Linked DNA regions of Homo sapiens: region 1 is linked to region 2. A link is an interaction called in ENCODE POLR2A ChIA-PET data of the cell type or tissue named here. Cell type or tissue: K562. All regions are shown on one strand. Links, peaks and the distances in the headings refer to the core of each region. The heading gives the core; the rest is flanking DNA. Region 1 overlaps CA6 (carbonic anhydrase 6). Region 2 overlaps RERE (arginine-glutamic acid dipeptide repeats).

The links. ChIA-PET counts read pairs that join two places held together with the same protein. Peaks named below come from ENCODE experiments on the same cell type or tissue, not always from the same donor. Only the 100,000 strongest peaks of a DNase experiment are listed, where the experiment ranks them.
Region 1: POLR2A ChIA-PET joins it to region 2 with 6 read pairs; 2 of 35 experiments call an interaction of 5 or more read pairs at or near these places.

Annotation. Positions count from the first base shown.
Region 1 is chr1:8,957,286-8,968,594 of GRCh38, forward strand. It overlaps CA6 (carbonic anhydrase 6), which reads left to right. Exons shown (of 8, transcript NM_001215.4): 4 at 1,625-1,717; 5 at 5,302-5,371; 6 at 10,374-10,531. Among named protein-coding and RNA genes, the nearest start is that of CA6, 17 kb to the left of the region's middle. RefSeq lists an enhancer at 5,705-5,999. In K562, for the core only: a CTCF peak has its summit at 5,800 (motif pointing right); a DNase peak (open chromatin) is centred at 5,806; H3K27me3 peaks cover 3,093 bases.
Region 2 is chr1:8,514,594-8,525,902 of GRCh38, forward strand. All of the region lies in intron 7 of RERE (arginine-glutamic acid dipeptide repeats), which reads right to left. Among named protein-coding and RNA genes, the nearest start is that of SNORD128, 25 kb to the left of the region's middle. RefSeq lists a silencer at 10,657-10,951 and an enhancer at 10,768-10,817. In K562, for the core only: no CTCF peak of the experiment used is centred there; DNase peaks (open chromatin) are centred at 3,798 and 6,098.

The DNA of each region.
Region 1 (11,309 bases), core at 3,814-8,813, 440 kb after region 2:
GTACCTGAGGACCCCCACTGTGTCCTCTTTCCTTTGAACCCCATAGTCACTTTTCTTTTTATTTATTTATTTTGAGACAGAGTCTCGCTCTGTTGCCCCGGCTGGAGTGCAGTGGCACAATCTCAGCTCACTGCAACCTCCGCCTTCTGGGTTCAAGCAATTCTCCTGCCTTAGTCTCCCGAGTAAATGGGATTACAGGCACCCGCCACCATGCCCTACTAAGTTTTGTATTTTTAGTAGAGACGGGATTTCACCATTTTGGCCAGGCTGGTCTCGAACTCTTGACTTCAGGTGATCCACCCGCCTTGGCCTCCCAAAGTGCTGGGATTATAGGCGTGAGCCACAGTGCCCAGCCGTCACTTTTCTTATTAAAATAGCCAAGGCCAGGTGCACTGGCTCACGCCTGTAATTCCATCACTTTGGGAGGCCAAGGCAGGGGAATTGCTTGAGCCCAGGAGTTGTAGATCAGCCTGGGCAATGTAGCGAGATCTTGTGTCTACAAAAAAAAAAAAAAAAAAAAAAATTAGCCAGGAGTGGTGGTACACGCCTATAGTTCCAGCTTCTGAGGAGGCTGAGGTGGGAGGATCGCTTGAGGCCAGCAGGCTGAGGCTGCAGTAAGTCCTGATCATGCCGCTGCACTCCAGTCTGAGCAACAAAACAAACAAACAAAAACAGCCAAAAGACTGTGCGATGGTAGCAGTTAAGTCATGCTGAAGTTGAGTTTATTTTTTATTCACTCAGCAACTATTGACAGATCACCACTTTGTGACAGGGGTTCAGGCAAGGTCCTGCCCTCACAGGACTCAGGTTGGCAGGACTTCACAGCCCACAGGGTGTGGCAAGCCCTCCTTTGTTTCAGCTGGATTTCTATGTGTTAGATTTTCTTTTTTTTTGTTTCTTGAGACAGAGTTTTGCTCTTTTGCCCAGGCTGGAGTGAAGTGGCATGATCTTGGCTCACTGCAACCTCCGTTCCCTGGGTTCAAATGATTCTCCTGCCTCACCCACCCGAGAAGCTGGGATTACAGGCACCTGCCACCATGGCCGGCTAATTTTTGTACTTTTAGTAGAGACGGGGTTTCGCCATGTTGGTCAGGCTGGTCTCAAACTCCTGACCTCAAGTGATCCACCCGCCTCGGCCTCCCAAAGTGCTGGGATTACAGGCATGAGCCACTGTGCCTGGACTGTGTTAGATTTTCTGAGTTACCTCTTTTGCCAGAATCCATCCATAGGATGACTACATGTTAACAATGGTTGCCTGGGACAAGGGGCGCAAGCTCACTCTCCCTGCAAAGCCCCCAGACACTCCAGGAGAACCCACTGTCCTCATGTGATCCCTTCAGACTCTGCCAGCTTGTCTGCCTGGAGGGAGGTGTGGTCGGGAAATGGCCTCGAACTGCCATCTTCCAGAATCCCACTCTTGCTCTTTCCATTCTTGGGGAAGTTTCTGCTCTTGATAGATAGGAATTGCAGCCCAGATGGAGAGAGATGGAGGTCCAAGTTGCTTGTGTGGAACAGTCTGAGGCCTCAGACGGAGCACCTTTCTTTCTCTTCCTCCTTCCCTGGAAATCTTAAGCATTTGAATTTCTATGAACTGCCCTTGACCCACTCTACCTTGCTCTTACAGATTCACATTGTTCACTACAATTCTAAATACAAGAGCTATGATATAGCCCAAGATGCGCCGGATGGTTTGGCTGTACTGGCAGCCTTCGTTGAGGTAAGCAGAAACTACCCATGTGTGTCTGTATTTGAAGTTATAGGTTGATGTCCAAACAAGGTGTGAAGTCTAGTTGAACAGTCTTCTTTATTATCACTCTTCATCTTTTCCTGAGCTCACAGTTCTTGGAAACATTGACTCGATGGAAGATCACTGTGCTCCTTCCGTGCTGTCAATCTCCGGACCTTGGTTAACGTGGACAAGCTGACTTAAAAGAGCTGGAATCCCAGAGGGGTTGCGTAGACACAAATTGTTCGAAGGGCAAGGGGAAACCTGCAACTCAGTCAGACAAAGGCAACACCTCTGCATTTCCTTTTTTTTTTTTTTTTGAGACGAAGTTTCACTCTTGTCACCCAGGTTGGAGTGCAGTGGCACAATCTCGGCTCACTGCAATCTCCACCTCCCAGGTTCAAATGATTCTCCTGCCTCAGCCTCCCAAGTAGCTGGGATTACAGGCACCTGCCACCACGTCTGGCTAATTTTTGTATTTTTAGTAGAGACGGGTTTCACTATGTTGACCAGGCTGGTTGTGAACTCCTGACCTCAGGTGATCCCCCTACCTCAGCCTCCCAAAGTGCTGGGATTACAGGCATGAGCCACCAGGCCCAGTCAACACCTCTGCATTTCTAAGAAAGTCTAGATGGTGGGGCCGGGCGTGGTGGCTCACATCTGTAATCCTAGCACTTTGGGAGGCCAAGGTGGATGGATCACTTGGGGTCAGGAGTTCAAGACCAGGCTGACCAACATGGCAAGACCCCATCTCTACTACAAATACAAAAATTAGCTGGGCATGGTGGCAGGCGCCTGTAATTCCAGCTACTTGGGAGGCTGAGGCAGGAGAATCACTTGAACCCGGGAGGTGGAGGTTGCAGTGAGCCGAGATCGTGCTACTGCACTCCAGCGTGGGCAATAAAGCTAGATTCTATCTCAAAAAAAAAAAAAAAAAAAGCTGGGCGCGATGGCTCATGCCTGTAATCCCAGCACTTTGGGAGGCTGAGGCAGATGGATCACCTGAGGTCAGGAATTCAAGACCAGCCTGACCAACATGGGGAAACCCCATCTCTACTAAAAATACAAAAGTAGCCAGGCGTGGTGACGCACGCCTGTAATCCCAGCTACTTAGGAGGCTGAGGCAGGAGAACTACTCGAACCCAAGAGGCAGAGGCTGCAGTGAGCCAAGATAATGCCACTACACTCCAGCCTGGATGACAGAGCGAGACTCCGTCTCAAAAAAAAAAAAAAAGTCGGGCATGCAAAGAAATAGGAAAATGTAATCCATATTTAGGAGGAAAAAATAACTCAAAACAATCTATAGAAACTGACCTGAGTGGACCCAGAGTGATTAAGCAGACAGGACTTTAAAACAACTATCAATGCTGTGGCTGGGAGAAAAATTAAAAAAAAAAAACAACTATCATAAATGTTTGAAGAATGAAAGGAAACTATGTTCAAAGAATTGAAGGAAAATATGATGACAATGACTCAAAAAAGGAATCTCAATGGAGAAATAGAAACTTTAAAGATGCACCAAATGGAAAGTCTAGAGTTGAAAAGTACAATAAACAAAATGGAAAAAGAATCACTAGATGGGCCCAAAGCAGATCTGAGGCAGCAGAAGAAAAAAAGAATCAGTGCATTTGAAGATAGAGCAATGAAATTATCCAATCTGAAAAACAGAGAAAAAAGACAGAAGAAAAATGAACAGCCTTGCAGACTCATGGGGACAAAATCAAGTATAGCAACACACACACACACACACACACACACACACACACACACACACACACATATATATAATGGGAGTCCCAGAAGGAAAGGAGAGAGAGAAAGTGGAAGAAAAACATGAAACAAAACAAAACAATGGCCCAAAAGCCTCAAATCTGAGGAAAAACATAAATTTATCAATCCAAGAAACTAAAAATACCCCAAGTCTGATAAATAAACCCCAAGTCTAGATACATCAAAAATCAAACTGTTGAAAGCAGCAAGAGAAAAGGGATTTATTATATGTAGGGGAATGACAGTACAATTAATGGCTGACTTTTCAAGTCATCAGAACACAGTGGAATGACTGTCAATCAAGAATTCTATATCCAATAAACCACCCTTCAAAAATGAAGGTGAAACAACACATTCCCAGATATACGAAAACCAGTATAATTGCTAGCCGGTCTATCTTACAAGTCATATATAAGGATGCTTTTCTGGCTGAAAGAAAATAATACCAGACGGTTAACTCCGATCCACAGAAAGAAGTGAAGAGTACTGGAAATGGAGAATAGAAAAGACTACATACATATATTTTTTGTGTTTTCTTCTTTTAATTTCTTTTTAAAAACCATCAAGATTATTTAAAGCAATGACTATACCACTGACTTATAATATATGTAGATATAATGCATATGACAAAAATAGAAGGATGAGGATGAAATAGAGCTCTTTTGAAGCAAAGTTGCTATATTTTACTGAAATTAAGTTAATATTAACCTGACATAGATTGTGATTGAGTTGTATATGGTAATCATTTGAGCAACCACTAAGAAAATAACTAAAAATGATTAAATGGTAAATGAGAAGTATTTGCTTAACACAAAAGAAGGCAGTAAAGGTGGACCAATGCAACAAAAAAGGCACGAGACATCTAGAAAACAAATAGCAAATGCAGTCATAAAGCCAAGAAAGCCAAATTTATGCACAGTGAAAGAGATCAACACCACTTGACTGAAAAGAGCCATTGAAAATAGACCTTTTTCACCCAAAGCAACTTTTCTGACTGTTAAAGTCAATACTCATTCAGAAAGAGTGACCTGGTGTTGGGGGAATTGTAGTCGTTCTGCCTTGGACATCTGGCTCTCTGTCGGAAGTCCTGAGGATGAAGAAGGGAACTTGTGAGATCAAGCCCTCCTCATCACAAAGAATCTGACTGTGGCTGACACTGCCCAAAACAAGTGCACAGACCAGGTGCGGTGGCTCACGCCTGTAATCCCAGCACTTTGGGAGGCCGAGGTGGGCCGATCACCTGAGGTCAGGAGTTGGAGACCCACCTGGCCAACATGGTGAAACCCCATCTCTACTAAAAATACAAAAAAATTAGCCAGGTGTGGTGGTGGGCACCTGTAATCCCAGCTACTCGGGAGGCTGAGGCAGGAGAATTGCTTGAACCCTGGAGGCAGAGGTTGCAGTGAGCCGAGATTATGCCACTGCACTCCAGCCTGGGGAAGAGAGCAAGACTCTTAAAAAAAAAAAAAAACTCACAAACAAACAAACAAAAACAAGCGCACAGGGGACTTTTTTAGAGTAAGAGTTGGCCATTTCTGAGGGCATCACCAATGACTGACAAGCTTCTTTCCCTGGAAGCTGCCAAAATACTTCAGATAATGCCTTTCTGGAAGGACTCATGAACCTGCGTGGTTGGTAGCAAAGAACAGCCAGACTGTCTCTGCCAAAACACAAGACGGCACAGGCTGCCTCTCCTTACTCTCTAGGCTCGGCCCAATCCGCTAGAAAGCTGAGTGGCTGGATTAGTAGCGATGGTGCTGGGGCCTCTTCTTCACTTACGCTCAGTGCTCTGTGTTTCTCTGCAGGTGAAGAATTACCCTGAAAACACTTATTACAGCAACTTCATTTCTCATCTGGCCAACATCAAGTACCCAGGTAAGGGAAGCCAACTGTGGCTGCAGGAGGGAAGGGGAATGAGTGTGAGTGTGAGTGTGAGGTGGGCCCAGGGGGCAGGGGATTGATGCTGGTGGGGAGGGTGGCCCGTGGGCCCTGCCAAGGGAGTCCATCCCTCCCTGTGCCAGGTTACTTGTTCCAGTGATTTCTGCTGTTGGCTTAGGCAGCAAACCTCTCTGAGAAGCCTGTGCATAAATTCGATGTGTCATTTCCCATGATTGGAACTTCTGACTGGAGTTGCACTAAGTAGGCATATCCTTGCTTCGATGACTGTCACCTCAGCTGGCAGTGACAGTCCTGGCAGCTAGAGAGATGTCCACCTGGCTCCAAGCTGAGATGAATGTCAAGAGGGAAGCCCTCGTCATACCACTTGGACATCCAGACACTCGGGGTGTTCTTCCGTCCCCTCTCCTCCAGAGGGCGGCGTTCTTGTAAGAGCCATTTCCCACCCAGGGTCAACCCTTGACTTTTGAGCTATAACCACAATAGCTCTGCATCCTCGACTTCACACGTCCCATTCCGGCCACACCTCCCAGCCTCCCAGTCCTCTGACTTCAGCACCCAGCCCCTCCTGCAATTCACCTGACCGGAGTCCTCCAAACCTGGGGCTTCCACATTCTTGCTCCTAGTGACGCCTGTGTCCTTTCATCTCTCTCCCAGCTTAGATTCCACCCCGATACTCTCAAGTCTCCCTCAACACTCCCATGCAAACACCCTCTAGCCCTCACCCCTCCACCCCTCCACAAACTCACCTGGCAAATCTCCAGACCAACTCTGGAGTTTTTTTAGTTATTTTCTTAGTGGTTGGCTGGCAGCCAAACAGCTGAATGCAACTGGACAGAAATCCATAGACATCTAACTGGTATTATTATCGTTATTATTTTTGAGACATGGTCTTGGTCTGTTGCATAGGCTGGGGTGCAATGGCGCGATCATGGCTCAGTGCAGCCTCGACCTCTGGGACTCAGTTGATCCTCCCACCTCAGCCTCCTGAGTAGCTGGGACTACAGGTGCACCACCATGCTTGGCTGGTTTTTTTGTATTTTCAGTAGAGACAGGGTCTCACCATGTTCTCAGGCTGGTCTTGAACTCCTGGGCTCAAGTGATCTGCCTGCCTCAACTTCCCAAAATTTTGGGATTATAGGCATGAGCCACCACACCTGGCCAACTGGTATTATTTTTTATTCATAGCTACAAATATGAACAGTGCCCAGAAATCCTAAAGTATCACGCTGGGCATTTTCTTTCTGACCTCCCAAATTCCTGTCACATGCTTTCTCCTCTCTCCTGAAGCCCCTGTGCCTGGGCTCCAGCAATTCCCCTGGAGCTGACGCTCCCACTCCCACTCCATTGAGAAGACAGAAGCCACAGGCCAGAAACACTCCGCTCCTTAACCCACGTGCATCTGGACCAAATTCCACATCCCCTCTTCAGCTGCAACGGATGACAAATCCCTGCTCTTGTCAACACCACCCCTCCCACGTGGGGCCCAACCCCACTCCTCTCCCATGCTCAGGGCCTCCTTTCCTGCTATTCTCTCCCTGGTCTTCTGCATCGTTGATTTCTCTCTCTCTCTCTCTTTTTTCTTTTTGGAGATGGAGTCTTGCTCTGTCACCAGGCTGGAGTGCAGTGGCATGATCTCAGCTCACTACAACCTCCGCCTCCCGGGTTGAAGTGATTCCCCTGCCTCAGCCCCCTGAGTAGTTGGAATTACAGGCACACACCACCATGCCTGGCCAATTTTTTGTATTTTAGTAGAGACAGGGTTTCACCATGTTGGCCAGGATGGTCTCGATCTCCTGACCTTGTGATCTACCCGCCTCGGCCTCCCAAAGTGCTGGGATTACACGCATGAGCCACCGTGCCCGGTCTGCATCGTTGATGTCTTACTCTTTATTAAAGCCTCCTGCTCAGCACACACATCTGCCCTAATTCCTCCCACCTCCAAACACAAGCAAACAAACGTTATCTCCTGACCTTACCATTCCCCAGCTTCCCCCAGTTCTCTGGCTCCCCTTGAAAAGGTCATAGAATAGTCCTGTTCTCCATTCTCACCCACCCCACCCTGAGCTGGCCCCAATGCTCCACGGAGCCGGAGTGACGGTCAGATCTATGGGCCACTCTTCTTCTCGTCTTAGTTTACCTTCAAAGGGTGGTCTGGCGCGCCCCAGCTCTGCCCTCTCACTCTCTTTCTGGCTCCTGCCCTAAATGTTGGGTGGAGTCAGGCTCTGTCTCATCTCAGTGACTCCACGCAGTCCCACAGCCTGAATTAAAACTTACCACTTAAGGCTGGGTGCGGTGGCTCACACCTGTAATCCCCTCACTTTGGGAGGCGGAGGCGGGCTGATCACCTGAGGTCAGGAGTTTGAGACCAGTGTGGCCAACATGGTTGAACCCCGTCTCTACTAAAAATACAAAAATTAGCCAGGCATGGTGGTGCACGCCTGTAATCCCAGTTACTCGGAAGGCTGAGGCAGGAGAATCGCTTAAACCCGGGAGGTGGAGGTTGTAGTGAGCTGAGATTGTGTCGCTGCACTCCAGCCTGGACGACAGAGCGCAACAACATCTCAAACAACGACAACAACAACAAACTTACCCCTTAAACCATTTTAAATGTACAGTTCAGTAGCATTAAGAACATTCACAGTATGATGCAACCATCACCCCGCTCCATTGCCGGAACTTTTTTTCGTCTTCCTAAACTGAAACTCTGTACCCATTCAACAGTTACTCCCCATCTCCCCTTCCAGCTTCTGGTAACCACAGTTTCTGTCTCTAAGAATTTGACTATTCTAGGTACCTCATATAAGTAGAATCAAACAGTATTTGTCTTTTTTTTTGGTCTGGATTATTTCACTTAGCATAATGTCTTTTAGGTTTGCCCACATTGTAGCATGTTATCAGAATTTCATTCCTTTTAAAGGCTGAAGTGGCTGGGCGAGGTGACTCACGCCTGTAATTCCAGTACTTTGGGAGGCCAAGGCTGGCAGAGCACTTGAGGTCAGGAGTTTGAGATCAGCCTGGCCAACATGGTGAAACCCCGTCCCTACTAAAAATACAAAATTAGCCAGGTGTTATGGAGGGTGCCTGTATTCCCAGCTACTCAGGAGGCTGAGGCGGGAGAATCGCTTGAACCCGGGAGGCAGAGGTTGCAGTGAGCTGAGATTGTGCCACTGCACTCCAGTCTGGGTGACAGAGTGAGACTCTGCTTCAAAAAAAAAAAAAAGGCTGAAGTATATTCCATTGTGTGGATATATGATATTTTGTGTATCCATTTATCTACTGGTGAACATTTTGGTGGCTTCTACCTTTTGGCTATTGTGAGGTAACGCTGCTATGAATATAGGTGTACAAGTATCTCTTTGAGTCCCTGCTTTCATTTCTTTTGGGTAGATAGGAGTAGAATTGCTGGGTCACATAGTAATCTATGTTTTTTTAATTTTAATTTTTTTTTGTTTTTTGAGACAGAGTCTCGCTGGGGCGGGAGTGCAGTGCCTTGATCTCGGCTCACTGCAACCTCCGCCTCCCAAGTTCAAGCGCTTCTCCTGCCTCAGCCTCCCGAGTAGCTGGGATTACAGGCACGTGCCACCATGCCCAGCTAATTTTTGTATTTTTAGTAGAGACGGGGTTTCATCATGTTGGCCAGGCTGGTCTCAAACTCCTGACCTCAGGTGATCCACCCGCCTCGGCCTCCCAAAGTGCTGGGATTACAGGTGTGAGCCACCATACCTGGCCGTATGTTTATTTTTTGAGGAACTATTATACCATTTTCCGTGGTGGCTGCATCATGATTCTGGAATTCTTGACTTTCACTTAAATATATTAGAGTTACAAAAATAAATCTCTACCACAGAGCCCTTTTGGAGGTTATATCTTGAAATCTTCCAATAATAATCAAACTTAGAACTCTTTTGCCTACTCATGGGCTTATGCACTCTGAGACATTGTGGCCTTGGTTGAACAGGCCTATCTACGTATGTATCAAAACTATGTTCTCTGCCTTTAAGAAGCGCAGAAGTGCTCAGGGAAAGTGAAGCAAAATCCAACTCAATCCTGTGTTGCCTTGAGAGTCTTGTGCTGAGCTCAGGGGCTCAGTGTTGTTGACATGAATGAAACAAGGACCTCTCTAGAGCAGGAGCAGGTGTGGCTGCTGCAGGAGTTTTGCAGGCCTGGTGGAAGTGGCCCCACCCTACGCCCCACCTGTGGCTGGGCTTGGTTTCCAGCGGTTGTGGCAGGAAGAGCTCAGGACCAAATGCCTGTACCTGGACCCTGGCTTGGTTCTGATTCTGCATTTATTATTTAAAAAAATAATAAAAAAAACAACTTATTGTAGAGACGGGGCCTCCCTGTGTTGCCCAGGCTGGTCTTGAACTCTTGGCCCCAAGCAATCCTCCCGCCTTGGCCTCCCAGAGTGTTGAGATTACAAGCGTGAGCCACTGCGCCTGGCCTGATTCTGCATTTACAACTGTTGTCTACCCACTTCTCAATGAGCCCAAACCAAGGCATTTTGGTCTTTCTTCAAGGGCACTTACCCAGAAGTCTCCAGGGGCCATATTTATTTCTTTCATTGATCATAAAATGTGTCCTCTGCCTAGCCATGATAATGGTGACCGCAGCAGTTACACTTAGGAGTACTTCCCTATGTAGTGGTTCAATGCCAGCTGCTTTCCAGACGTTATTCCTTCTTACCCTCACAACAATCCTGCTGATTATTCCCTTTCTACAGATGAGAAAATGGCCGCAGGGTGAGCACCCGGCCAAGAGCACTCAGCCAGGAGCAGGTGTCTGAGTGCGTCTATCCCCAAAGTCTCTCCTCTCAATCCCTTCCAGGAAGAAGTAAACTGGGAAATTGTTTCTTAATCATCAGCTTCTATGTTCTGCTGAACTCAAGAGATTGGAACCTGGCGAGGCCTGGGCCTGAGCTGTCCTCCCGAGGGGCAGCGCTGGTCCCTGACATTCTGTTACCTTCTGTCTTCTTGGTCAGGACAAAGAACAACCCTGACTGGCCTTGACGTTCAGGACATGCTGCCCAGGAACCTCCAGCACTACTACACCTACCATGGCTCACTCACCACGCCTCCCTGCACTGAGAACGTCCACTGGTTTGTGCTGGCAGATTTTGTCAAGCTCTCCAGGACACAGGTAATGTATGGTATCACTTTGCCGAAGTCTTCCCATTCGATTGCCTGGTTAACAAGGGTTCTCCCCAGCATCTCAACGAACGTCAACAACTAAGGGGTCCTACAGTATTTTCTGTGTGCAGGGCTACTGTGCCTCGTCTAGCCAACCTTTTTTTTTTTTTTTTTTTTGTGAGACAGAGTCTCGCTCTGTCACCTGGGCTGGAGTGCAGTGGCACGATCTCAGCTCACTGCAACCTCCGCCTCCCAGGTTCAAGCAATTCTCCTGCCTCAGCCTCCCGAGTAGCTGGGACTCCAGGAGTGTGCCACCACGCCCGGCTAGTTTTTATTTTTAGTAGGGACAGGGTTTTATTATGTTGCCCAGGCAGGTCTCAAACTCCCAGGTTCAAGCAGTCTGCCTGTCTCAGCCTCCCAAAGTGCTGGGATTACAGGTGTGAGCCACTGCACCCGGCCATCTCCTTTTCTTAAACTTTTCATTTCCTTAGAAAAAGGTGGAAAAGACCCCTGCTCAAGGACACTCACACTCCAAAATGTTGCCAGTCAGGCTAGAAGTGCCCCCAGACACCTGACAAAAGCAAATGGTAAATTATCTCTGGGAAAATGACCTTAAATCCAGACCTAGAAGAATTTTCACAAATAAAGTTACTTGAAATTAGCTCAATTAAGAAAAAAAAATACAAAACATATGAGAAAAAAAGACATTATAGATGAGAACCAGCAGAATCAGACCTACAAAGACTTCAGTTAGTGGAATTATCAGACAATTAATATGACATAAGAAT
Region 2 (11,309 bases), core at 3,252-8,251:
TGGTGTGTGCCTGAATCCTAGCTACTCGGGAGGCTCAGGCAGGAGAACTGCTTGAACCCGGGAGGCAGAGGTTACAGTGAGCTGAGGTCACACCATTGCACTCCAGCCTGGGCAAAAAAAGAATGAAACTCCGCCTCAAAAAAAAAGAAAGAAAAGAAAAGAAAGAAAAGACAAGACAAGAAAAGAAAAGAGAAATAATAATAATAATAATGAGGTCCACAAGCTATGCTCTGAGAAGCACTGATTATGGCACATTCTGAACTTCAGCAAGTGCTGGAGGCTAAAATTCATCTAGAAGACTCCAGCTTTCTTCTTTGATGAATAACAACAGTAGCTAACATTTCAGCACTTACTATCTGTCCTAGGTGCTCTACAGTATTATCTCATTTCTAGGTATTAAGGCATTTAATTCATGTTTTGATATTAACAGACATGTTAGTATTGCTATTCACAGAAATTCAGGTGTCTTTCTATCCTGTGTTCAAAGCAACACAGCACTACACGTGGTGGTGCACACCTGGAATCCCAGCACTCTGGGACGCTGAGGCAAGAGGACAGCTTGAGCTCAGGAGTTTGAGACCAGCCTGGGCAACAGGCTTTATAAAAAATGTTTTTTTAATTAGCTGGTCACGGTGGCACGCACCTATAATCCCACCTACTCAGGAGGCTGAGCCAGGAGAATCACTTGAGCTCTGGAGTTTGAGGCTGCAGTGAGCTATGATCACACCACTGCACTCCAGCCTGGGCAAAACAGAGCTAGACTGTCTTTAAAAAAACAAACAGGCCGGGCGTGGTGGCTCACCTGAGGCAGGCAGGTCACCTGACGTCAGGAGTTCAAGACCAGCCTGGACAACATGGTGAAACCCCACACTACTAAAAATACAAAACTTAGCCGGGCGTGGTGGCAGGCGCCTGTAGTCCCAGCTACTCAGGAGGCTGAGGCAGGAGAATTGCTTGAGTCTGGGAGGCAGCGGTTGCAGTGAGCCAAGATCATGCTACTACACCCCAGCCTGAGTGACAGAGCAAGACTGTCTCAAAAAACAAACAAACAACAACAACAACAACAACAAAACATAGCTACTAAAGAGGTTTCTGCTTGGATGTACAATGCTGCTGAATTAACAAAGTAGGTCTAGTCAAAGCCAGGGTGGTCATCAACTTCGGAAGAAAAATCCAGACCAAAGGCAGTATGAATCCTAGCCAAGACATATAAAGGATACTACTGTATGAATTAAGAAACCAAAGATGCAAGTAATATCCAGAATAATGCAACATACACACACATCTATCTTTATCCTCATCTTAAGAGTTTTCACATACGTTATCTTAAATCTAGGTGTAGGCCGGGTGCGGTGGCTCGTGCCTGTAATCCCAGCACTTTGGGAGGCTGAGGTGGGCAGGTTACCCGAGGTCAGGAGTTCCAAAACAGCCTGGCCAATATGGAGAAGCCCCACCCCTAAAAATACAAAATTAGCCAAGCGTGGTAGTGGGTGCAGTAGTGGGCACCTATAATCCCGGCTACTTAAGATGCTGAGGCAGAAAAATTGCTCAAACCCAGGAGATGGAGGCTGCAGAGAGCCGAGATCCCGCCAGTGTACTCCAGCCTGGGGGACGGAGCAAGACTCTCTCAGAGGAAAAAAAAAAAAAAAAAAAAAATCTAGGTGTATTATAGTTACATAACAAACACAAGCAAAATAATAATACTAGCTATCAATTACTAAGTGCTTTCTATGCTGGGCACATATTATTTCATTATTCCACGACAACTCTATGAGGCAGTATCTCCATAGGTAATAATAATAACAATACTAATTTTAACATTAATAAAGCAACTAATATATCCATTGAACATTTACTATGTACCAGGCATTGCAAGGTAAGCAATTTCCATTTATTTTCTTATCTAATCTTACAGGCGACCCTGTAAGATAGGTGCTATTGTAGTAAGTGTACAGGTCAGGTCACTGAAGCCAAGAGACGTTACGCAGTTGCCCAAGATTAAACAGCAAATAAGTGGAGAAATCAGGAATCCTACTCAAGGTCAGCTGACTCCAAAGTCAGAGCTCTCAATCACACTCCCATATGGCAGAATGATTAAGTTACTGAACCAAAATCACACAATTAATTACAAACAGAATGATGAGAATCCATATCCCTTTCCCTATTTTGGTTCTATGTTTATTTCAAACACCCAAGCAAGACAAAATGATCAAAAGAATTTTTTTAAGTTTGAAAGTCATGATGAAAGAGAAAAACCTATCAAAGTTAGAGGCCAATGTATATAATACTCTTGAAATGACAAAATTACAGAAATGGAGACACATTCGTGATTGCCAGGTGTTAGAGATGGTGGGGAGAGGGAGGGAGGCGGAGGGTGCGACCACAAAGGGAGAGCTTTGTAGTGATGGATAGCTCTGTCTCTTCATTGTTGTGGTGGTTACACAAAGCTATCCATGTGATAAAATGGCACAGAACTACACGCACACAATCTACTAATGCCAGTTTCCTGGTTTTGGTATCGTATTACAGTTACAAAAGATGAGACCACTCTGTGGTATCTTTGCAACTTCCTGTGAATCCAAAAAATTTAAAGTTTTAAAAAAGTCAAATGAAGGGGGGGATATACTACAGGCAGATGGGAAATCAGAAAGAACACCAGACATGAGAAAAGCTGATTAAAGGACAAACAGATCAACCTCAAATTACACTGTACACAGCTGAACCAGTAACTGAAGAAAGAGGGCCACAGCTTATTAGCAATGAGATTCAAGAAATTAACTCCAAGTGACATATTTATTTTTTCCTTATGTTTACTAAGGATTTCTGCTGTGGATTCATCATCTTGGAGACATCTTTATACTGTGAATCATATTACAAAAACCGAATTAAGAAGTGTCACTATCATCCCCAGCAAAAGAAGGAATTTCTCTGTGTAGCTAATGTAAATAATATGTTTTTCAAAACAACTTAAGTTCAGCCTACATTATTCTACAAATCTTTGTTTTAGAATATGAAAAAAATAGTTCCAGAAGCCAAATTACAACAATAATGGTAAGTTGTTGTTTTTATTCCTGAAGTATTAAAAAAACAGAAAGTCATTGTATATGAAATCTGATACAAAAAAACCCCAGTGTAACAAAGCAGTATCCATAGCAACTACAACTTAATATTTCAGTCCTCTTCAACTGCAGTGGATTAAATAAAATGACAAGATGTTCCCTTTGAAAAGTAACCTGTTACCATGGAAACGTTTTATTCTAAGAAGTAAACAGGGAATGGACAGAAAGGAGCAGGGAGCCTGTAAATGAATATCAAAAAGGGAGAAGCATCTTTGCAGAGGAGATGGAGGTGGCGATGGCAGGCAAAGGGAGGGTCTGTGAGAAGAGCATGCCTGCTAGATGCAGGATCCCAGCCCAACCCAGAGGCTTGGCCCAGAACATGATGCGGCCACTTCTTCACCCTGAAGAAAGGGGAAGGGGCAGGAAGGCAATGTTCTGTGAACATTCACCAAAGACGCCCAAAGATCTCTATGTGATCACGGTGACTGCTTAAGATAGGCACTTGATTCTACAAGGGAAGATGAGGGAGGAGGATAGAGATATGGGAAGAACACATGAACAGAAGGCACCACCATGAAGCAACTAAGGGCAAGAGCTGACCCCCTCATTCAGCCCCTCCCCAAGCCTTGGGTCCTAACAGTCGTGTAGCCTGTGGCCCATTCCCAAGGTGCTGGGACAGAAAAGGCTCAAGTCAGACCCTTGTTCTGTGGCTGGCGTCATGTATGAATGAGATCACTGAGAAATCTCTCTCCCTGTCCTTCAGATGGTAAATATCACACAGCAGACATTCTTATCTTTTCCACAGGGTATTAAGTTGAGCAGGAAGACTGACATGGCATCAACAGAATGAAGATCTTAGAAACGCTACTTAGTACACATTTAGAAAATGACCACAGAAGAAGTCTGTGGGTCCAGAACAAAATACACTACATTTTAAGAAAACCAAAAGGCAATTTATCAGAATCACTTTTTTAGATGGATTGTGAGGTAGGAGTGAAAGCGAGGATTAAGAAGGAAGACTAGTGCAATATGCTGGGTTTCTCAATTTTCCCCAGCATGAACACATACTTCAAAGCTGCCCTGAACAAGTCTGAAATTTCTTTTTAAAATCTAACATAGTATCTTAAAAAGCCATGCGAATGTTGTATTCTATCCCATCATATATTCCCATTCATTTTTAGAGAAAAATTTCCATAAATCTGAATAAAATCATTGTGCTGGCCGACTCTGGGCACACTTTCTGTGGGTTAGCCCTGCTCCTTAAGAAACAGCAATAAATAAATAAACAAATAAACAAACAAACATTAAAAGAAACATCATTGTACTTCCTATTAGGATCTCCCATGACACTGTCACACCCACACCTGAGTCTAGATGTTCAAAAGCAGGGAAAGAGCATGGTCTTCAGAATTAAATGAACCTGAATTAAAATTTTAGTATCAGGCCAGGCATGGTGGCTGGCTCATGTGTGTAATCCCAGCACTTTGGGTGGCCAAGGTGGGTGGGTCCCTTGTGCCCAGGAGTTCAGGACCAGCCTAGGCAACATAGCAAGACCTAGTCTCTGCAAACAAACAAACAAACAAAAAACCCAACCAACCAACCAAACAACAAAAACAACAAAAATTAAAAATTAGCCAGGCATGGTAAAATGCACCTGCAGTCCCAGCTAGTTGGGAGGCTGACACAAGAGGATCACTTGAGCCCAGGAGTTTTGAGGTTGCAGTGAGCTATGATCACACCACTGCACTCCAGCCTGGGCAACAGAGCAAGACCCTGTCGCTAATAAAATTTTAAAAATAAGTTTCAGTACCCAGGTTTTGTTTGCTCTGTGATTTTGAGGACACAATTAAATCTAATTCCTTAGTTTCCTCATCTATGATATGAAGTTGATAATGTTATTATGCAAGGTTGCTATAAAAATAAAAGATGATTTATGGAAAGAACTAGACATAGTACCTATTGCTTAGGGGTCATTAATATTATTAAACTCTATATACTGGCAATAAGTGAGAATGGAAGCTAATCCTGCTATTATGAGTTCCCGAAGTACCACTTACCTCTCCTTCCACCCATATCACAGTCAGGATTTTATATTTATTTTTTGTAGTTATTTCTTTGAATGGCTGTCTTGCCCTCTAGACTGGAAGTACATGCGGGTAAGAACTAAAACTGGTTTTGGTCACCATAATGCAGAACTCACTGGCTCTTACTAGATACATTTTTAATAAATAAATGACTCCAATATTCTAACTCAACTACTGCTTAGCCACAGACAGCAAGCAAGGGCTCTGCTGCAAAGCTTAGCTAGTGAAGTCCCCGTGACAGAAAGCCAGCCCTCCAAGCAAAATTAACTTAAACGTAGGTTTGATTAAACTGCCTAACAGGAACAAAATTCATTATTCAATCAAAAATAAAACTAAAAACAAATACAAATGAAAAAACAAAGAGATTTAGTCAACTTAAAGTTACCACTTCCATATTCACACACAAATAAATACAAAGGCCAACACAAGAACTTGTCCAAAATCCAAAATCATAAAATTCTAAATTTTCTCTGTGGAAAGTTCCTGAGAGGCCATTGATCCAATCTTCTAGCTTAATAGAAGAAATCAAGGCCTGAGGAAAGAAAAGTGCTCTTTTAAGGGGTCACACTGAGTTAATTACTGAAGAAGACTCCAGGCCACACCGGCAGCTCTCCCACAGGGTCCTCCTAAATATAATTCAGGGTCCAGAACTAGAAATTTGGCATTGCCTGAAGAATAATAAGAATTTCCATGCTGGTAAGATGCAGTAAATATGGCCTCCACACACAATAATGTATGAGTAATGTCAGGAAAAAAACTGGTCAAAAAAATTTAACAGGTGAGAAAGATCCAGTTTCAAAGTGCTATAGTGACTTTGCTCCGTTGTCTAAATTTCTTATCTGCCTTCTCTCTCTTCTCCATTATGTGGTAACCTACCGTGTATCTGGCAACGTCATAAAACAACATTCCACCACAGGCTCCTAGGGAACTTTACTGTAATGGCCTGTGGCAAAGTTTAGGGGCTGCGGCCTAACAAAGCTGCCTGCACACACATGGAGATTCAGCCAAAAAACTTTTTAAAAAAAAAAAAAAAAAAAAAACCACTATGACCGAAACCCACTTACAAAGCAGCAGTCACTGTAGATTAAGCTGCTCTCCTGACCCAAGATGGTGCTAGCTTTCTGCATATTGAAATCAAACTGTATAACAAAGCTGAATGAAGCACCCCCAGAAAAAAAAAGGGACTTTGGACCAAGCAAGCATGTCTACAACACGTCTAAAGGTTTCTTTGTCCCCTCAGGGAAATGTTATAAAAAAACATGACAATTGCCTTATTCCTCCTCGCTGCAGTGGTATGAATATAGAAGGAAGAGAACACAAACAGGCAATAACTAACACACACACATGCACCTAGTGTGTGTAAGTGAGAAAGTGGCAGGAAATGTTTAATGCTGAACACACCCAATATTATAAATTATGGAAGTAGAGCTTCTTTTTTTCAAAAAAAAAAAAAAAAAGAACTCCAAGATGTATAAAGAAAAACATAAACACTCAAAGAGAGTAAGAAGAAAGTGGATCAGTAAATAGTTATTAAACATACTGGTGGTTAATAATTAGTGTAATTCCTAAAACAATCCCTAGCATTGTCTTAGTTGAACAGGCTATTAAAAATAAAAAGATGTTGGCCAGGCACAGTGGCTCATGCCTATAATCCTACTATTTTGGGAGGCCAAGACAGGAAGATAGTTTGAGGCCAGGAGTTCGAGACCAACCCAGGCAACAAAGTGAGACCTGCATGCCTATTTTTTTTAATTAAAAATTTAAAAATATATGTTGTTGTTGAGATAATCATATCTACATGAGCTTGAGACTGTACATTTGACCTGCGAATTAATAACAATAATGTACTAAGCAACTATGTGCCAAGCACTTCCAAGTTGTTTTCATCTAATCTTTACAAAAACTGTAAGAAATATTTATTTCCAGATTACCCATGAGAAAAATGAAGCTCAGAGGAGGGAAGGAACCTGTCGAATGTCACCGCTTGCCCAATTGTCACTTATTAGGTGGAATCTGAACCACACTACCTGGCTCCAAATCTAGCCTTTCCTCTTACCACAGATGATGCATTCATTTATTCAACATATTCATACCAAAGACCCATTTGCCAGGTACTCTACTAGAAATGGAGACCGTAAGAATAGACTTGGCCCCTGCCCCAAAAGCTTGATGTCCAATAGGGAAAAAAATCAAATAATCACAAATAAATGTGTAGCTCAAAGAAGTTTGATAGAAATAATCTCTAATTTTCCCAGTTGAATTAAGTGTTTTACCTTAGACTCAAAGTATCATAGAGTATACAATATGAGATCAGTTATCTTTCAGAATTGTTTTAAAAGTACATTCAAGCATGAGTCTCATTAGACCAAAAAGAAAAATAAATCAGACTCATGCTTTATCACCCACAGTTGCAGGAATACAGGCATGCCCCTATCAGAAACTGCTCAGAAGAGATGATAACTAATTATCTGTGCTTATTTAGGAGAAGATTTGTGAATGTACACACCATCTAAAATATTCCTTTAGCTATTATTTTCTACCTTCTCTCTCATCCTGTCAGACATTTATGTTACAGTCTTAGAATACACGGTTTTCTGGTGGAAGACAACTCGGTTGAGTAACAAACAAAAAGTACCTGGCAAATGCGTCTTTGGTATGAATATGTTGAATAAATGAATACACAAAGTAAAATGGAAAAGAAAACAAATTCAGAAGGAAAAGAATCAGGAAAAAAGAACAACTAGAGAATCACAGACATCTGGTCTTAGATATATTAGAGTCTTCTAATTCATAAATTAACACAGTAGCCACGAGTCAAGGAAGAAGTGAAAAGAAGATTAAGAATGAAGTGTCAGCCGGGCAGGGCGGCTCACACCTATAATCCCAGCACTTTGGGAGGCTGAGGCAGGCAGATCACCCAAGGTCAGGAGTTTGAGACCAGCCTGGCCAATATGGTGAAACCCCGTCTCTACTAAAAAATACAAAAATTAGCCAGGCATGGTGGCAGATGCTTGCAATCCTAGCTACTCAGGAGGCTGAGGCAGGCAAATCGCTTGAACCCAGGAGGCGGAGGTTGCAGTGAGCTGAGATCACACCATCATACTCCAGCCTGGGCAACAAGAGCGAGACTCCGTCTCAAAAAAAAAAAAAGAATGAAGTGTCAGGCCAGGCACGCTGGCCTGTAATCCTGGCACTTTGGGAGGCCAAGGCAGCATGGATTGCTTGAGGCCAGAAGTTTAAGACCAACCTGGGCAACAAGGTGAAATCCCTTCTCTACAGAAAATACAAAAAATTAGCCAGGTGTGGTGGCGCCCACCTGTAGTCCCAGCTATGTGGGAGGCTGAGGCAGGAGAATCACCTTAGCCTAGGGAGGTCCCCAGGGAGGTCAAGGCTGCAGTGAGCTGAGATCACACCACTGCACTCCATCCAGCCTGGGTGACAGCGTGAGAACCTATCTCAAAAAGAAAAAGAAAAAAAAGTGACATGTCAATTAAACACAATCAAGTTCATTCTAGCTTTCAACCAAAGACAGACTGCAAAACTTATGTTGACAGAGGAACGCTTTAAATGTGAGGCTCCCTCAGATTCGAATTCGAGATTCTATTACAATGATAAGAACAACTAATAAGATATTAACTTTGTGAACTTCTCTATTTTTTGAAACATCTACTTGCTACATTCCCAACATTTCCTGATATTCTCAAGTGCAACAGAAGCAGAACCATAAGCCAAAATGAAACAAACTAGCATCTTTTCCATGTTCAAGCTACACAGACCAAAGACTTCATCAACCACCAGAGTAACTTCCCATGTGCTGTTCCCTCACCTCCTCCACCAGACAAGCACAGAAGCCCTGAAGCAAGCCTTTAGCATTCCAAAAAATATTTTTCCCAGACAGGATAATATAGAAGAAATACATACCACACTCATTAGAGTTACTTTATTGGATTTGAAACATAGACAAATTCGACTCTTAACAACAGAATATCCACAGATCACAGTCAGCAACCACAAGTCTTCACCATCAAATAGATGGCGGCATCCAAGCTCCATAAATACAGATTTGTACTAGGCCCACACAGGCCAGCCACACCAGTGGCAGGAACCTGATCCAGAGCTGATTCGGCTGTGAGCACAGCTTCCTGTTCACATTTTTATTTGTTAACTGTAAAGAAAGTTTCAGAAGAGGTAAAGATCTAGAACAGAAAGGCAATATTCTCCTGACTCAAACAATGAGTTTGTTCCTTGAGCATGAAATGTGAGTCCTGCCCAGATCCCACAAGTGCATGACAGAAAGTGGTGCAGTGTCCAGTTCCTCTCGTCTATTGAAGGGATACTTTTATTAAAAGAAGCAGGAAGGAAGAGCAATGGTGCTTTTAAACAGAGTAAAATAAGGCGAGTTCCAGAAGCAACATTATATGGTATGGGGTACCTCCCCAAAACTCCCCAGTGCAATGCCCAAATAAATATGGTCACAATGGGAAGAAAGCCCTCACATGGGTAAAAAAATTGATCACAAAAATAATAAACGCACACCCTAAATTATCCTTCTACAATTCATCTCCTTAGTTGCAATCCCAAAATTGAATCTGTAAGAATACAGATTATACTTCAGTAATATTTTCAGTGACTAGAATTCACCAACATTAGCCTTCCTAAAAACTTTCCACTAAAATCAAGGGCCTCCCTGGAAAGAGTTGACCATGCAACACTCCAAATTCACACTACACCACTAAGAGCTTACACAAGGAATTTCTCCTTGTATCAATGCATAGTAAATTTCTTCTCCTTCCTATGAGGGTTTTTCAGTTGCACATTCTTCTATATTGTATGCTTTCTTCCATCCTCACAAATGCACAAAATTTAGGTGGCATTCAAATTTTTTCTAACCTTTATCAGAAGAAAAAGGAGTGGAAACAAAAAGGAGCAAACAGTATAATTCAAAAACTTCATTTAATATCTACTTGGGTAAGAATTCAATTTGTCCTAAATCTTATTCTGACTGGCTCCCTAAATAAACCACAGTGAAAGCCATCTGTCTGAACCTGCTCTGCAACAGGACACCCCAAAAGCACAACTTCCCCTGGGTAGAAGAAACTAGTGTCTGGCTATCAAGCAGTGGGTACGAAATGAGGCCTTGTCAATGACTGCCTTCTCAGCACCAACTACTCTTTTTACTCCATTTAAGAGAATAGAATTCCAAGTCACATGACAACATACACATATGCAAAAAATGCTATCCGATTCTAAAACAGATACAAAAATAAACAAAATACCTAAACTTCAATTTCTAACACAAAAGTCAATGCATACTTTTTTTAATTGCCAAAGAATTTTCCATAAGCTCTAAAAGGAAGATGAGTCTGCTTCCTTTTGAAGGCAAGAGACTAAGTAAAAACTGATGTGACATAACCTTTCATTTTTAAAAAAATCAATTTTAAGGTGTTATTGTTGCAATCATAATTCACAACTGTTCCCTGAATATGTCAGACTTCAGAAAAAGATCACAAAAATTATAATTTGCTCTGGCAAACAGGCTCTCAATCAAAACAAGGTTCCACCCACCTTCAAAGCAACCAATAGAAGCCCACCTACCATCCTTCCTAAAACATCCAAACAGAGCTGCTCTGCGGCCCAGGCATTCCATACTAGCCACAAGGCAAGGGGGCGGCCTGCAGGCTTGCTCTGCAGGTCTTGAAGGCAAACAAGCTTGGCAACACACACCCAGCACGACTGAGGTTAAGATTATACTACGAGCCGAAGAGGTAAGGGGAAGAGGACAGGGACAGAGGGACCCGCAAAGCTTCACATTCTATATCTGCTGAATGCCTCTCCGGTAGTCCCCATTCTTAGTTCTGATTTTACGCTTCACAATACCACCTACATGGCCAGCTAGGGCTGAATTAAAGGCTCTCAGGAACATGCACTATGAATGATGAAATGATTCATAAACACCTTCAGAAGTGAGAAAGAGCAGCAAAACCCATCACTGTTTCGGTGAGGCCAGGGGAAGATAGCCTACCTGCAGGGGCTGAATGGATCATCCATGACTAACACGGGCTCTGGTGAGTCTAGCTGGATTCCTGAACCTTTACTTTCTGCTAAAACTCTGCCCTTTTCTACACTAACAACTCAAAATGGAGGCACATGCAGTCTCAGAGACCTC